2 separate regions of the Homo sapiens genome follow, and region 2 is linked to region 1. Evidence: chromatin loops called from intact Hi-C (ENCODE). Cell type or tissue: mammary epithelial cell. All regions are shown on one strand.

Evidence for each region. A loop is a pair of places that touch in the nucleus more often than their neighbours do. Peaks named below come from ENCODE experiments on the same cell type or tissue, not always from the same donor. Only the 100,000 strongest peaks of a DNase experiment are listed, where the experiment ranks them.
Region 2: it touches region 1 in a loop (10-fold over the local background); 98 of 110 quality-filtered maps call a loop at or near these places.

The regions. Positions count from the first base shown.
Region 1 is chr11:119,662,092-119,670,091 of GRCh38, reverse strand. It overlaps NECTIN1 (nectin cell adhesion molecule 1), which reads left to right. Exons shown (of 6, transcript NM_002855.5): 6 at 4,795-8,000. The coding sequence ends at 5,345. Among named protein-coding and RNA genes, the nearest start is that of NECTIN1-AS1, 44 kb to the left of the region's middle. RefSeq lists enhancers at 4,421-4,957, 4,958-5,496. In mammary epithelial cell, a CTCF peak has its summit at 3,524 (motif pointing left); a DNase peak (open chromatin) is centred at 3,431; H3K27ac peaks cover 236 bases.
Region 2 is chr11:120,104,690-120,112,689 of GRCh38, reverse strand. TRIM29 (tripartite motif containing 29) reads left to right here. Exons shown (of 9, transcript NM_012101.4): 9 at 214-1,404. The coding sequence ends at 276. Among named protein-coding and RNA genes, the nearest start is that of TRIM29, 29 kb to the left of the region's middle. RefSeq lists an enhancer at 4,194-4,243. In mammary epithelial cell, CTCF peaks have their summits at 114 and 4,306 (motif pointing right); no DNase peak of the experiment used is centred here.

The DNA.
Region 1 (8,000 bases):
AGCTACTCAAGAGGCTGAGGCAGGAGAATCGCTTGAACCCGGGAGGCGGAGGTTGCATGAGCCAAGATTGAGCCACTGCACTCCAGCCTGGGCGACAGAGCAAGACTCCGTCTCAAAAAAAAAAAAAAAGTAGTAATTTTGAAGGTGATATTGAGGAGGAAAAAAAGAGAGTAAGGGGATCCCAAGTGCTAGGGACCACACAGGTGGAGTGGGCTTATGAGCTGCAGTTTTAAATAGGGTAGTTGGGGAAGGTCTTGATGAGAAGGGGCTATTTGAGCTGTGTCCCAAAGAGAGTAAAGGAGTGAACCTGGGGGCCCTGGGGAAGTGGCTTTCAGGGGGCAGGGCAGCCCGTGCAGTGTGTGCCAGGAGTGGGGCAAGCCTGCAGGAAAGCGGGAACAGATGACTTCAGAGGTGGGGCGGGGCGTAGGGCAAGCAGAGCACGTTAAGGCTCTAGGGAGAGTCATTGGAGGGCTCTGAGCAGATATGTTACACTTCAACAGGATTTGTCTGGCTGCTGTGTGGAAAACAGTCCACAGAGGGAAAGGATGGAATCAGGGGAGCAGTTAGGCAGCTATTGCAATCAATAATCCAGATGAAAGATGAGAGTATCTTGGATCAGGGTGGTAGTGATGGAGACGGTGAGAAGAGATCAGGTTCAAGGTGCATTTTTTTTTTTTTTTTGAGACGGAGTCTTGCACTGTTGCCCAGGCTGGAGTGCAATGGCACAAACTTGGCTCACTGCAACCTCCACCTCCCAGCTCAAGCAATTCTCCTGCCTCAGCCTCCCAAGTAGCTGGGATTACAGGCACCCATCACTACACCTGGCTAATTTTTGTATTTTTAGTAGAGACGAGGTTTCACCATGTTGGTCAGGCTGGTCTTGAACTCCTGACCTTAGGTGATCCGTCCGCCTCGGCCTCCCAAAGTGCTGGGATTACAGGCATGAGCCACTGTGCCCAGCCTGCATTTTCAATTATAACTTACAAACTAGTTGGGACACCAGTCATTCCTGTGAAACAGATAAGACCGTACACTCTACCATACTGCAATGATGTGGCTTGAGAGGTCCAGAAAATTCAACCTAGTTGAGGAAGATGTAGGAGAGCTTTATTTTTTATTGGGTCTCTGCTGTTGAAGAAAGCACAAATGTAACAATAGTGAGCTTATAGACTACTGCAACACACTGAAATGAGTCAATCCCAAATGATCATGAGGCTGCCACTTCCTCAAACCCTGTCCTCATTCCTGCAGAAGAGAAGAACTTTAGCCATTTGAAAACTGGCAGAAGGACCAGAGCCAGCCATGGTAACTTCTAATTTGCATTTATTTGCAATTTATACAGGCTTTACCATGCTATGTCAGTATGTGATTAATGGAATGACCTTAGCAATTGTCACAACCAGAATGAGAGGTGCAGACCATTAGTACATAAAAATTCGAAAGAGAAAAAGATCACGGTAAACTGGAGAAGAGAAGGCTCCTGAAGAAGGGGCTGGAGAAGTGCAATCGGTGGGGAGGGAGGATGAGGAAAGGCACTCCTGGCGGGGCAAACTGCATGTGTAAAGGCTTGCAGTAAGGAATCAACTTGGATAACAAGGACAGCAAGGAAGGTGAGTTGACCAAACCCAAGATACGGTTGCATGATGGAAGCTTTGAAGGCCAGACTGCACAGCCCAACAGGCAGTTGGGGAGCCATTGCTGGTCTTTGAGAAAGCGAGTGGTTGTGTCTACAGAGTGAAGATTAACCTGGTGACTGCGGGTGGGGTGATTCAAGGCAGGCAGAGGCAAAAGGAAAGTGGGAGATTTAGGAATCGACCACAGCAGTAAAACCTGGCATAAGTTCCATGGTGGTGACAGTGGCGACAGGAAGTTGTATCGAATGGAGAGGGTTTAGAAGGAAGATGGCAAACCAGGTTGGTACAGATGGGTTTTGAAGTGGTGGTGAGAATTCCAAATGAGGGTGTGCTAGAGGTCAGTTTTTCTAATGTGTCCACCTAGATATCAGTTATGTGAGACTGTCTTGGAGGCAGGAGGTATGGGGTTCATGTTCCAGTATGTTGGGAAACATGGCATTTGACGTGTCCCTCTAGTAGTTCACAGTGTGCACGAGAAGGTAACAGGCTCTGATGCTTTTGTCTAAGCCAACATCTCGACCCCCCTATTTTTGCTGACCCTTTGAGCCAATGGTTTGAGATTCCATGGGCCACAGTTTGGGAGATGCTGTGGAGATACAGTCCCAGAGTTGGGCGAGAACTATGTACCCTAAATAATTTGGACAGCCAGCAGGATAAGGGTGACTCCAGAAGTTGATACTAGTCTGTCACTAGGAAAGAAAGCAGAGGGTCAAGGCTGAGGGTCCCAGGACAAAGCGTCCAGCGAGACAGCTGGAACAGAGAAAAGGAGCAACACAGCTGGAGATAGCACTCAGAGAGGAAAGCCGAGAACCACGGAATCTTGTATGGGAAGGCAAGGGACATGTTTCAGAAAAATGGCAGCTCCCTCCATCTGGATGCTTCCTTATCCTCCTGGCCTCTCCAAGTCCGGCCTCCTCCAAGAAGCCTTCTCTAATGCCAAGACACACCACCCCGTTCCCCTGCACCCTGCACTTCCCTGCCTGTTCCCTTAACATCTGCATGTGCTGTCTCTGAGTGTCCTTTGCTTCCCTGGGGAGGCTGTGAGTTTCTCATATCCCGTGACTAGCAGGATAGATGCTCAGTATGTTTGCTGATGGGAGGGATGGATGAAGAGAGGAAGGCAGGTGTAGACAGGAGAGATCATTCAGATCTGGGTGAGAACCGAGGAGGGGGGCAGGCAGGCTGAGTACAGAGGAGGCTAGGTTCTTCCCAGCTGCCTCTGGGGAACCCCTGGTGGAGGCTGCTCCCATCTCGTGGGGAGCAGTTGCGGGGCCCTTTTGAGGGCGGTAAACAGATGGGACCTGGTGAGCCGGGAGATGCTTGAGGTTCCAGGGAGGCTGCTGCGGAGACAGGCGGTCAGGACAAAGATCCCATGGATATGTACTGGGCAGCTGCTGGCTGACCTGCACCGAGGATGGTGGTGGCAGGTGGGGAGCGGGGTCCTCCATGGCAGTGCTCCTCTGCCAGTGCCCACGTGTATAGGAGCCCCTGGGGGGTCCTGGCTCAGCCGCGTGACCTTGGATGAGTGAGTGGCCTCCCCTTCCTTGGGCCCTGTGTTTTCGTCAGCCCTTCCCGCCCAAATTCCTGGAAGGCCTTTCCTCTTTCCTAGAATCTCCACCCTGCTGCAGCCTGCCGAGTGGGATAGCACCCCACACACGCCCCAGGAGGAGGGAGTGGGCTCAGGGAGGAGCATGATTCCCATGGAGTGAGAGATACTGAATCAGAGAGTGAGCTGGCAGCAGTATACAGGCAAACAGTATACGGGCAAACTGGCCCTTTACGTGGGCCTGGAGCAAGGAGGGCCTGAGCGGCTGAGGTCAGCCTTCTGGGCTTGCCCTAGACCCGCAGCCTAGTGGCTCTGACCGAGGCCAGCTGTGGTCTCTGGTGCCACCCTGTGGTGGTGCCAGGAACCATTTCCCTTAGCCTCACCTTAGGGCCTCTTTGGCCCGTGGCATGGCCCTGGTTTCAGCCACCTTCCCAGGCCCTGTAAGGCAAGGGAAGGGGCAGTGTTGGCCAAAGAACAGTACTGTGGCCCGGCCCCACTGGCACAGAAAGCCACCCACCCAGCCTTCTCTCCTGTCCCACCTGCTTCCTTTCTCTTCTTTTCACCTTTCCTGCCTCCTCATTTTGGCTGTGTCCACGGGGCATACAGATTTGCACACTCATGTTCATCATGTCGGCACAGGCATGCAGGCCCTCCCAGCATGTGCTCTCTGGGTGGCAGGCTTGCTATGACGGCAAGCGTGTATGCCTGTGCATGTGCCCACTTGTGTGTACTCGACATTGCCACGCACGCACACACGCACATGCTTTCACCCCCATTTCTGCCGTCCTTGCCCTGTGCTTGTGCCCTGCCATGCTGGTGTCTTACACTTATAACCCAGGCTGGCAGCACTGCCAGGCCCCCACCTTGCCCTGCAGGCCCAGACCACAGCCAAGAACCACAGCCCTAGTTTCTGGCACCTTGGCAGCTGATTGGCACTCACGGGGCATCTCCTGAGCCAGTGCCTGGGAACCTGTTTTCCCTGTGCCCTGCAGGCAGACAAAATCAGGTGCAGAACACCTAGGTGGCTCCTGGTTCTGGGTCTTGGAAGCCAAGTTGATAGTGTTGGGGCAGAGTGACTGCCAGGTGTCTGGCAGAGGGGTATCAGTGACATTTGCACACGTTCTATGTGCAGGAGAAGCAACGATGCATCATTGCTGGGTGGCCTCAGGCAAGTTCTTTAACCTCTGCAAGCCTCAGCTCCTCAGATATCCAATGAGAATGAATGGCATACCTCCTCAGGGTTGTGGCTGTGAATGGCATGGAGTGGGCAGTGTGCTGCAGCTGGAACTGGCACACGTGTCTCACTGCACCATGAATAGGGATTGAGCTGGGCCAGCACCACACCAAGGACAGTGGGGATGGAAGACCCTGGTGCTGTGGGTACTGCCCTCTGCCTCTCCTCTTGCCTGTCTCTCACTCCAGCTACCAACGCTGCGGCATGTTAGGGCTCCAGGATGGGTGGAGTGCTGCGGGGCCTCGAACTGGAGCTGCTCAAACCTGGGGTGCAGACAGCCTGTCCTTCCTGGCCTCTCCTTTCCCTGCCTCCCTCCCACCCCCTCTACACCCCAGGAGCACACGCTGATGCTGTCCCCTCCATCTCTTTTCCTCACCCAGAATTCCCCTACACCCCGTCTCCTCCCGAACATGGGCGGCGCGCCGGGCCGGTGCCCACGGCCATCATTGGGGGCGTGGCGGGGAGCATCCTGCTGGTGTTGATTGTGGTCGGCGGGATCGTGGTCGCCCTGCGTCGGCGCCGGCACACCTTCAAGGGTGACTACAGCACCAAGAAGCACGTGTATGGCAACGGCTACAGCAAGGCAGGCATCCCCCAGCACCACCCACCAATGGCACAGAACCTGCAGTACCCCGACGACTCAGACGACGAGAAGAAGGCCGGCCCACTGGGTGGAAGCAGCTATGAGGAGGAGGAGGAGGAGGAGGAGGGCGGTGGAGGGGGCGAGCGCAAGGTGGGCGGCCCCCACCCCAAATATGACGAGGACGCCAAGCGGCCCTACTTCACCGTGGATGAGGCCGAGGCCCGTCAGGACGGCTACGGGGACCGGACTCTGGGCTACCAGTACGACCCTGAGCAGCTGGACTTGGCTGAGAACATGGTTTCTCAGAACGACGGGTCTTTCATTTCCAAGAAGGAGTGGTACGTGTAGCCCCCCTTCCAGAGCCTCTGTCTGTGACCGCTCCTCCCCAGCCCCTCCCCGCACGCCCCCTGCCCACCCCCCACCTCCCACTCCAGGAGCTGAACAGAGACTTGCCCAGCTGCCCAAAGCCAGCCCCGAACTCCTGGGGGGCCAGGGGAGCCCAGGGCAGCCACGACTTGGCTTTGTGTTTTATTTCCTCCCTCTCCTCCGCCCTTCCCCATGGTGTTGTGTTCGACTGTGGCTTTAGTGTTACTGTATCTTCCCTTTACGGGCCCCACCTGCCTGCCCTCTGTGTAGGGAGCCCTGTTCTCGTCTTGTGTACCTGGGCATCCCTCCAGGGTTTGGGGAGCCAGCCTCCCCCGCCCCCCTACACTGGAATTTGTTTGTGTTTCTTCACTGGGGGTGGAGGGCTCAAGGGGCTCTAAGAGGGAAAAGCTCCCCACACCCCCAGATGCTGCTCCTCCTCCCGGCTAGAGGGAACCCAACACCCACCAGTGAAATCTGATGCAGCTGGGAGTTTGGACCTTGGGTCTAGACAGCTGGTGCGCCCAAGAGGTAGGGGGAGGGGTGCGGCTTCTCCCCAGTTCCCAGGGAGTCTTGTTTGTTAAGCGGGGCCTTGGGCAGTGTTTTCCTGCTGAGGGTGGTTTTACATTTTTTTTCCTCATTGGCCCACAGAGAGTGGAGTTGGCCTAGCTCTGACGCGTCCCCTCTTTATCCCCAATGTGCCCCCTCCATTAGGGGCTCCAGGTGGGCTCCAGCCCACACTTGCTCTCTGCCTCTGCTGACACGTGCACACACACACACATGCACACACTGCTCCTCTCTGCCTGCTTTCCCCTGGAGTCCCATGCCCTGCCCCATCCAGACACTGCCCAAGGCCCACCCGTCTATTTCCACCTCATTCCCCCTTTAAGCTGAGAATGGGGTCTGCCTATAGAAGCTTCCAGAGACAGCTGAGACTGGGTCCCCGGTGCCTCCACCCTAGGATCTCAGGCCTGCCCCAAACTGCTTCTTACAGCGTGGAGGTTTCTCTGATTTCTCCCTTATCTAGCAACACTTGGTTCTTTTGGCTAGTCAGGGCTGGGATCCCAGGGGGATCCACCTGCAGGAGTCAGAGGTAAAGAAGCATCCACACGGAGGGTAGTGGGGAAGGAAGCCCACATGGCAGAAGCTCTGCAAACACAGTCCGAGGGACTGAGGAGTCCATACAATGCCTCACACACAAAGGCCATTGTCAAAGCCTCGGGCCTGGCAGAAAGTGAGGGGGGTGGGGCCGCTAGGCCACCTCCTGCTCAGCCACCCCTGGTCCTCATTCTGGGATGAGGGGAGGGCCTAGGAGAAGCCCTCCCTTTCAGTGCAGATTCCCTTCTTGAATGGGACATTGAGTTCCTATCAGCCACCCCAGACTGGGTCTTCCCATGTATATAATGGAGGAAGACCCCTCCCAGCCCTCTCAGTCCCCCAGCTCAAAGTGCCTCAGTTCCTCCATCTGCTCCCAGATCCCCTGGCACTCTAGACAGGCATGCCCATGGGAAGGACCCTGGGATGGAGAGGCAGGCTTCGCGGCCCTTCATGCCTGCCCACTGGGATTCCAGTTAACTCACCCCAGGGTGTCAGGGGCTCTGCAGGATGGCAAGTGTTGGGGAGGAGGGAGGCAGACCACTCTGTGCCCCACGGGCACTGACCCACCCTGCCATAGGCTTCCTAAGGGAGCCCCCCAACCCCTCCCCTCCCCTCCCTGGTGCTGCTATTGAACCCCCTGCCAGCTCCATTTCTGCCCTGGCAACCCTGGGCCCAGCAGGTGGGTCGTCGTTGTCTGGCCCTCACTGCCCTGGCCCCAGCCCAGGCTGCCCAGTAGCCACGTAGCAGAAGTCTGAAGCCATGCCAGCCCTGGTGCGGCTCTCCCCTCTACACATTTGGGGTACTGGATAGGGTGAAGTTAGGGGAGAAAATTGTGGAGTCTTTCCAGCCACAGGGCAGAGGGAGGTGGAGGAGCTGGGCTGCTTTTCCCAGCAGTATTAGTGTCCCCCAGGACAGGGGACCTTTTCCACATTACATCACTGCCCCATCCCACCTTACAACACTCTGGCCCCTCTGCTTGGTCCCCTTTTCCCCCAGGCAGGAGGCAATCCCAGGGGCCTGCCTGATAGAGGCATTTCCTGTCCCTGTCTCCTCCTGCATCTCCTTTATCCTGCACTGCCACCCTCTATTCCCCATTCTGTGTTGGACTTTGAAGGCCCCAAGCCCAGCCAAAGCACTGAGTTCCCCCTTAAGACACCTCCACACCCTCCCCACAAGCAAAGCACAAATTTTGGGGTCCATGTAGCATGGGCCACGTAGGAGGCTCCTGACTTGCCAGGGGCCCAGCCTCAGCATACCCACCGAGCAGCTGCCAGCCTGGGCTGAGGGTGGGCATGAGGCAGGAGTCAGCACTTGGACCTAGGGATGTGAGGTTTTCTGTGCCCCAAGTTTGTGGGAAGGTGGGCACTACTGCTGGGCCCACAGACACAGCCAGCTGGCAAAAGGGAGGTCTAGCCCAGCAGAGAGATGAGGACATTTTGCTTCTCCTTCATGCCCACAGCATGAGCTGAGCTTCTGCTTTGCTGGAAATGAAATAAACTTGGTATGAATTGTGCCAAGGCCTCCCCAGTTGTCATCCTGCCT
Region 2 (8,000 bases), 440 kb before region 1:
ACTCCAATTAGGATTCCAATCTGGAGATCCTGACATTAGGGACCAGCCCCTGATCACAGGGTAGGTAAATCTTGCAGATCAGGCCAAAAAGGCCCCTAGAATTGTCGGGTCTTGGATCACTGCTGCCTCCTGAGGCAGGTTAGGGTAGGGTGGGTCTAGCTAGCAGGCTCATCTGTCGTCTGGCCTCGCTGACCACTCTTGTTTCCCCCACAGTCTCACTACCGGCCATTCTACGTCAACAAAGGCAACGGGATTGGGTCCAACGAAGCCCCATGAGCTCCTGGCGGAAGGAACGAGGCGCCACACCCCTGCTCTTCCTCCTGACCCTGCTGCTCTTGCCTTCTAAGCTACTGTGCTTGTCTGGGTGGGAGGGAGCCTGGTCCTGCACCTGCCCTCTGCAGCCCTCTGCCAGCCTCTTGGGGGCAGTTCCGGCCTCTCCGACTTCCCCACTGGCCACACTCCATTCAGACTCCTTTCCTGCCTTGTGACCTCAGATGGTCACCATCATTCCTGTGCTCAGAGGCCAACCCATCACAGGGGTGAGATAGGTTGGGGCCTGCCCTAACCCGCCAGCCTCCTCCTCTCGGGCTGGATCTGGGGGCTAGCAGTGAGTACCCGCATGGTATCAGCCTGCCTCTCCCGCCCACGCCCTGCTGTCTCCAGGCCTATAGACGTTTCTCTCCAAGGCCCTATCCCCCAATGTTGTCAGCAGATGCCTGGACAGCACAGCCACCCATCTCCCATTCACATGGCCCACCTCCTGCTTCCCAGAGGACTGGCCCTACGTGCTCTCTCTCGTCCTACCTATCAATGCCCAGCATGGCAGAACCTGCAGCCCTTGGCCACTGCAGATGGAAACCTCTCAGTGTCTTGACATCACCCTACCCAGGCGGTGGGTCTCCACCACAGCCACTTTGAGTCTGTGGTCCCTGGAGGGTGGCTTCTCCTGACTGGCAGGATGACCTTAGCCAAGATATTCCTCTGTTCCCTCTGCTGAGATAAAGAATTCCCTTAACATGATATAATCCACCCATGCAAATAGCTACTGGCCCAGCTACCATTTACCATTTGCCTACAGAATTTCATTCAGTCTACACTTTGGCATTCTCTCTGGCGATGGAGTGTGGCTGGGCTGACCGCAAAAGGTGCCTTACACACTGCCCCCACCCTCAGCCGTTGCCCCATCAGAGGCTGCCTCCTCCTTCTGATTACCCCCCATGTTGCATATCAGGGTGCTCAAGGATTGGAGAGGAGACAAAACCAGGAGCAGCACAGTGGGGACATCTCCCGTCTCAACAGCCCCAGGCCTATGGGGGCTCTGGAAGGATGGGCCAGCTTGCAGGGGTTGGGGAGGGAGACATCCAGCTTGGGCTTTCCCCTTTGGAATAAACCATTGGTCTGTCACTTCTCTTGTATTGAATGACCATTTCCCTGAGGGTCCCCAGAGGAACAGGCTGCAGTTCTTCTGAATGCACTTTTTCCCTCTGATGAAGGCACGGTCATCTTCCTGCTCTCCTCTCAGAAACGTGGCTCCTTTGAAACTCCCTTGACCTCCCTCACCCTGTCTGGGACACAGGGGGTGCAGTGCAGGAACCTGGGCCTCAGGGAGGCACGCCTTGGCTAACAATGAACACAGGGAGAATGACAGTGGGGTGTGGGCCTGGGGATATGCTCAATACCTTCTGCCATGCTCAGACCTTCTGGCCGGCCCACCCTAGAGTTCCCAGGGGGAGAAGGGCCCAGAAGTGGCTGGGAGCCAAGCACTCTGGTGCTCAGACGCAGGCTGGAGTGGAAGTCCACTGGAGGCTTCAGACCTGAGGGCCTTCTCAGTGCACAGAGGGCCTTCTGGGAAGGAGAGCTCCCCTTTGAGGCTGGCAGGAGGGTCAGGCTCCTGAAGACAGCATCATCCTGGGCTTGGGGGACGGAGGAAAGGGAAAAGGCCTTCCAGTCCCTGGAAACTCAGAGAAGCCTGGAAGGAGAGTCAGGGAAGTCTTCCTGGAAGAGGTGAGCAAGCCAGGAGGAGGCATGATGGTAGAGAGGGAAGAGGGTGTCAAACAACCACATTCTTTTTCCTGGTGTGGCAGGGACACCCGGGCCCCTCTGTTCTCACTGTTCTTCCTCACTCTGCTCCCCACCAGGGGCCTGATGACATCAGGGGAGCAGTCCCTCTGTCCTAGTAAAAGTCCCTAAGCAAGCTGGCTGCTGGTCCATCGTGGAGGGACAACACTCTTCCTTCCTCCTCTCCACGCTGCTGGGCCAGGGAGCTTTAGGAGCCAAGCAGCCAGGCTTGCCACGAAGGGGCTCTTGGGATTGAGAAAGTGAGGGAGAAATGGCAGAGAAGAGAGAGAAGGGGGAGACAGGAGGGTAAGGGTGAGAAAGGAAAGGAAGGAGAAGGGGCCAAGTGTGTCCATGGAGGACCTTCCAGCACTGTCAAGAAGAGAGACCACAAGTTGGACCCACATGCTTTGGCCACCTGGGTGGTGTTCTCCCTTGGGAGCTGGGACTGCAGAGTGTCCCTGGGGTTAGTTGCTGCTCCCTACAGCCCCCTGCCCTGGGTGCTGGTTCCCTACGTGGTGCCCCAGCAGGTCCACCTCTGTGGGCACCGTGCCCTGCAGCCTCCTGGCCCTTCTTGAGGACCCTGGGGTTGTGATGGTGATAAGGACCCATTCCTGGGCTCCAGAGATGCCCGGACTCTCAGAAAGACCCTGGCCACGAGAGGCTCCCAGTTCTCCAGGCCCTGCCCTAAGCCTACCAGCTCCAGAGAAGGGGAACTGGATGGGACACCAGGTCTGGCTAAATTCCCCTGTGGGGGCAGCCAGGCCCTTGCCTGTCCCATGCCTGGGCTGCACCAGGGGCTGCACCTGCTGCACAGAGGCTGGCTGGTGGGATGTTGGGAAGACCGCTGTGTCAGGAGGCCCAGGGCTGTGCTGGGAACTGGGCGGGGACGTCGCTGAGCATCACACTCTCCCCATCAATCCCCACCAGGTCCATTATCGTCTGAGCTGTGATTATAAAGCAATCAGGGAAATCCTTTCTTCCCAGTTCTTGAGAATGCCTCTGTCCCCAGCATGAGTGAGAATAGGAGGTTTAATCCTCCTATTAGGGAGGAAGGAGGGGGGCAAGGCTCTATATCCACTTCTGTTCCTCTCAGACCCAGACAGTCCTGGCCCATGCTCCCTTGTCTCCTGCCCTCTCCCAGCTCTGGGCGTTGGGTGATTCTCAGAGGTGTGGGTAGCCCCCTGGCAGACCAGCGAGGAGGGAGGCAGCAGAGGGGCTCAGCAGGGAGCTCTGGCAGGGTAGTTGGGAGCCCTGAGTCTCATCCAGGCTCTGTTGCTTGGCTGTGTGATCTGGGCTAATTGCTTGCCCTTTCTGGGTCTGACCTTCTCCATCTACAAAATGAGGTGTATTCATTGGATCATTTCTGGGGTTCTTTCCCAGCTCCAACAGCCTGTGAGGTGGAGACCACAGCAAAAGGAGGGTTGGAAGGGACAGGAACATTGAGCTTGGTGTCAGGTTGGGAATCCACCATCAGACCTGGGCTGATAGGCAGGCAGGTTGGACTCCCAAATCTCCAAGGCTCCCTGTACCCAGCCCCGTGCCTCTCCTTTCCTTTAGACCCTGTCAGGGGCATGGGTCCCCATCTGAGAAGCCTTCTCTGTCCAGGACGGGGGAAGGCTGGAGACGCAGGAGCTTCTGAGCTCTGCTCTGGGCCTCAGGACCTGCTGGAATGTGGACTCCGTGATAGCAGGGGTTATTCCATCATGTTGTCCTAGAACAGTGCCTGGCACGTGGGCGGGCCTTGGAGGCTAAGAAGCAGTTAACTGGGAAGAGGAAGTGGGAGAGGAAGGTGAAAAAATCAAAAGGGGAGCTGGAAGGCATCCAATAATGGGTGCCTGGTACATTTCATTGTGTGGAGAGCTGAGGCATAGGCTTCTGAGGGCACTGTGTGGAGCTGGAGCCACACTGTCAGGGCCAGAATCCTGGCTGCACTGCCCATCAGCTGTAAGACCAGGGCCAAGCTGCCCACTCTGTCTGAGCTTCAGTGGGGATAACATCTTAAAGGACTGCTGTGAGCAACAAAAAACTGCAAAGAACCTGGTTTAGCAAGGGCCCAACAGTTGAGAGATTATACTATTATTATTGTGGAATTAACAACAAAGACAATGACGACATTTCAACCTGGGATGAAGCTTGATTTCCCCTCTTTTTGGCCTTCTGCACTTGGTGGAGAGTCACAGGGTGGAAGCTGCTGGGCCCAGCCCTAGGACCCGCACCAGGGCTCCTGCAGTTCTGAGGCACGGCCAGCAGGTGACAGCATTTCACTGCAGTGAGTGGGCGCCAAACTCCTGCCCCAGCCCGGGCCGTCAGGACTGGGTCCCAGGGCCCTTCTACAAGGTGAGCCTCTCTCTCTCTCCTCCTTCCCCCACTTCTGTATTAGCTGAGTAGGCCCTTCTGTCCTAGCCTGTAGAATATATGACCCCAGGACAGCAGTCCCCTGGTCTGAGCAGCAGATAGGGGCTTACTGCTCACCCCACCAGACCTTGCCTAACCTGGCATGGAATTCTGCAGAAGGGGCAGGCTTCCCTTATGTGGGTGCCACCTTTGGGTTCCCTCTGCAGGTAGCTGGCCTGAGGAGGGGGCTGGGTGGGCACAGAAGGCTCAGTTTTGCAGCCCCCAAAGAGGGCTTGCATGAGTCGGACAGGGCTCTACCCAAGGCAGCTCTTGGTGAAGAGTGAGACAGAAAGCCAGAGTCCTCAAAGTCCAAGGGGGAGGGGACACTGAGGGGCTGCGAACTGCCAAGCTGCTTGACTCTTGTCCCCCTTCCGTGTCCCGGCTACGACATGGGGACCTTTGTCCCTGCCTCCTGATGGACCATGGAGAGAGGTCAGAAGGGTAACAGGTGGGACCCCAGGAATGCCTGTCCAGAGGGGCGGGGGCTGGATGGCTGAGGCAGGGCCATCTCATATCCCACCTCCCTTTCCCACCAAACCCTCAAATCACCTCCCAAGAGTGACCCAGACAGTTTTATCTTTCTGAGTATTGACTATTAAGGTTGAAAATGATCTGTTGTTCAGCCACAGAAACAAGGAAGATAAACACTAATTGCTTGGTGAATGTGCCAACTCCTGGCTCCTAATTCATCACCTTGCCAAGGCAGAGGCTAAGAAGAGGCAAAGGAGTGGGGAGGGGGTGAGGAAACTTGGGAACCAACAGACTCTCTTGCAAGATGTGGCAGTGGATGGGTGACCTCAACCCAGCGGATGAGGATGGTGCCTGGGATCCCTGAAGCTCCCCAGGAAGGACAGGGAGCCAGGTGAGGGAGGGAGGAGAGGTCTTTGGCCGGGCTTATCGTTATCAATACATTCATCCCAAGTGGACATATAACGTGTTTCCTCGTTGGCCTTGAGGTTGGCTCTGGTTAGCAAATTCTGCATTTTTCTGAGGTTGGTCCCATTATCATGTTAAGATCCTGAACTGGCTGAATTGAGGGGCTGCAAACCCTGTTACGGATTGGTAACTTGCAGGATTCAGATCTGGCTGTGGAAGGTGGAGCCCTGAGAGCTTGTCTGAGAAGGAGGCGGCATATTCTTTGAGGGTGAGGTGTGGGTCTTTGATGGTTCAGGTGTGGACCTGCCTGGAGTGGGGACTGCACTAGGTGACCTGAGCCCAAGACTGGGGGCATTGTACAGGCCTAGGGGGGAGAGAGGTGCACAGATACCTGATGAGGAGCAGGAATGGAGGCGTGGCTCGGGGGAGGCCTGCATTCATTCAGATTTTTGTGTTGGACCAAGATCTAAGCACAAGATATAGGAGACACAAGCTGCCTCTCTGCATGAATTCACAAGACTGGGCCTGTGAGCTGATCCAGAAGGTGATCAGAGCGTGCAGGGCCCAAAACGGTGATGAGGAGGCATGTCCCCTGAGGAGGGGACAGCTGTGCTGAGAGTGAGTTGAGAAGATCTGGGGGGACCTGAGTGAGTTCTGCATGTGTGAGAAAGGCAGGGCAGGATCATGCCGGGCTACATAGGGGCTGAGCTTTACCGTAAACACAGTGACCACCTCCATGGGAGGGTGAGTAATCAGATCAGTGCTCTAAGAAGAGGACTCAGGAATGAACCGAGGTGAAGCAAGAGTGGAGGCCCAGGTGCGCTATACTGGTGGCTTGAGACATCATTGATGGGACCGACTGTGGCAGGTGGAGACGCTGGTGGCATTGCAGGTGCAGGAGCAAGCAAAGACACAAGCAGGATGTGCAGAGGATGCAGGGTTTAGGAAACAGTTGAGAGCTAAGGGCCAGTGAGTGGAGGAGGGGAGTTGGAGAGTAGGTCCCTGTTGCAGGAGCACTAATGCCAGAGAGGGAGACTGCAGCACAGCTGCCATGGGCTGAGGGGGGCGGAACTGCCATGAGGTGGGTGTGGAAGCAGGGAACACTCTTGGGGGATGATACAGTCCCAGAGATCATCCTCTGTCTGTGCCTCTCTGAGAGAGGCAATGTGCCACTCTGTACCTGACCTGACTTGGCTGGGTCAATAGAAGAAGCTACTTACGCTTCCTTACCCTCAGTTTTCTCATCTGCCAAATAGGGCTAATCATAGTGACCGTATGGGTTTGTAAGAGGATCAAATGAAAGGAGGCAAGTAAGTGTTTCACAGTGCCTGGTGCATCATCACTTGATAAATAGGTGCCTGATGCATGGTGGAGAGCAGGACACAGGGTCCTTTCCCTGCCTCAGGCACTTCTTCCCTGACTGCTGCTTTTGTTGCTGGTGGTGATGGCAGAATCTAATCCCTGGCATTTCAGGGAGGGCCTGCTTAGCTCCTCGAGGCCACCTGGCTCTGGTGTCTGGGTCCCTCCTTCCCTGGTGGCCATGCAGTCATGGGTCCTCTGGGCTGCATCTGGCAGGAAAGCCAGACTGCAGGAGGAGTGGAGGCTAATTCTTCTCCTCCCAGTGGCAGACCAGCCGCTACATGCATGGGTGGCCGGGGTAATTAATTTACACATTTTATCCTGCTTAAACTAATAAGCTTCTCTAGCTTCCTCCACTGAGCCCGAGCCTTCGAGCTGAGCCTGCCAGAAACGTTATCCTGCCCCCCAGGAAGTCTGATGGGGCTTACAGTTGTCCTGTGGGCTCGGGCCAAGGCTCCCAGGCCCTGTGTCCACACTTCCGAGGCTGCTTATTTTGGCCGCTCCTAGCCTGCTGGTCCAGGTATGCCACAGAGGCATCTTAAGATGCCAGTCAACACTGCACACCCTGATGGAAAAGCAGGACTTGGGAGCCCATCCTTCCAGCCCCCTGCCCCACAGCCTCCCGCTCCTGAAGTAGCAGGGTCTGGCTCCAGGACGCCTGGGAACACAAAGTCCTCCTCCATGTAGTGAAAAAGAAGTCTTTAAGACAGGTTGTGGAGTGAAGATAGTGACGTGGGAATAATGTGTGACGTAGCCGCTATTTTCTTGAGAAAGGAAGAAACGCACATCCACATTTGCTTGCATGAGGATAAAGCCTCCTGGATGGGTGTACAAGGAACTGGCTACTCCTAGGGAGGAGCTGGAGAGCTGCAAGGTAGGGCGGGAGGGAGACTTTCCCCGTGGACCCCTTTGTACCTCTTGAGTCTTGAAGGCTGTGAATGTATCACATGTTCAAAATGCATCAACTGTTGGAAAATAAATACAAACACGATGGAAACCCCATCTGTGCAGCACATGTTTAGTGGGTGCCCCTCTGTGCCTGGGAGCAAGGGTGTGAGAGAGCAGGCCATGCTCACACCTTTCAAAAGAGTGAGGGGAGAGGAAGAGAGGTATGTCCGTGATTATAATCATCATTGGTGAGTTCAATGCCAGAGGAAGCCTGGAGTCCTCTGGGCTCACAGAGGAATCCAAGTGGGTAGTTAGAAAGGGCTTCCTGGAGGAAGAGATTCTTGAGCTGTTTCGAAGGTAGCATAAGAGTTGACTGGGTGGAGAAGGGAGGGAAGGTTTGGATGAGATTGAAGTGTGGGTTTCTA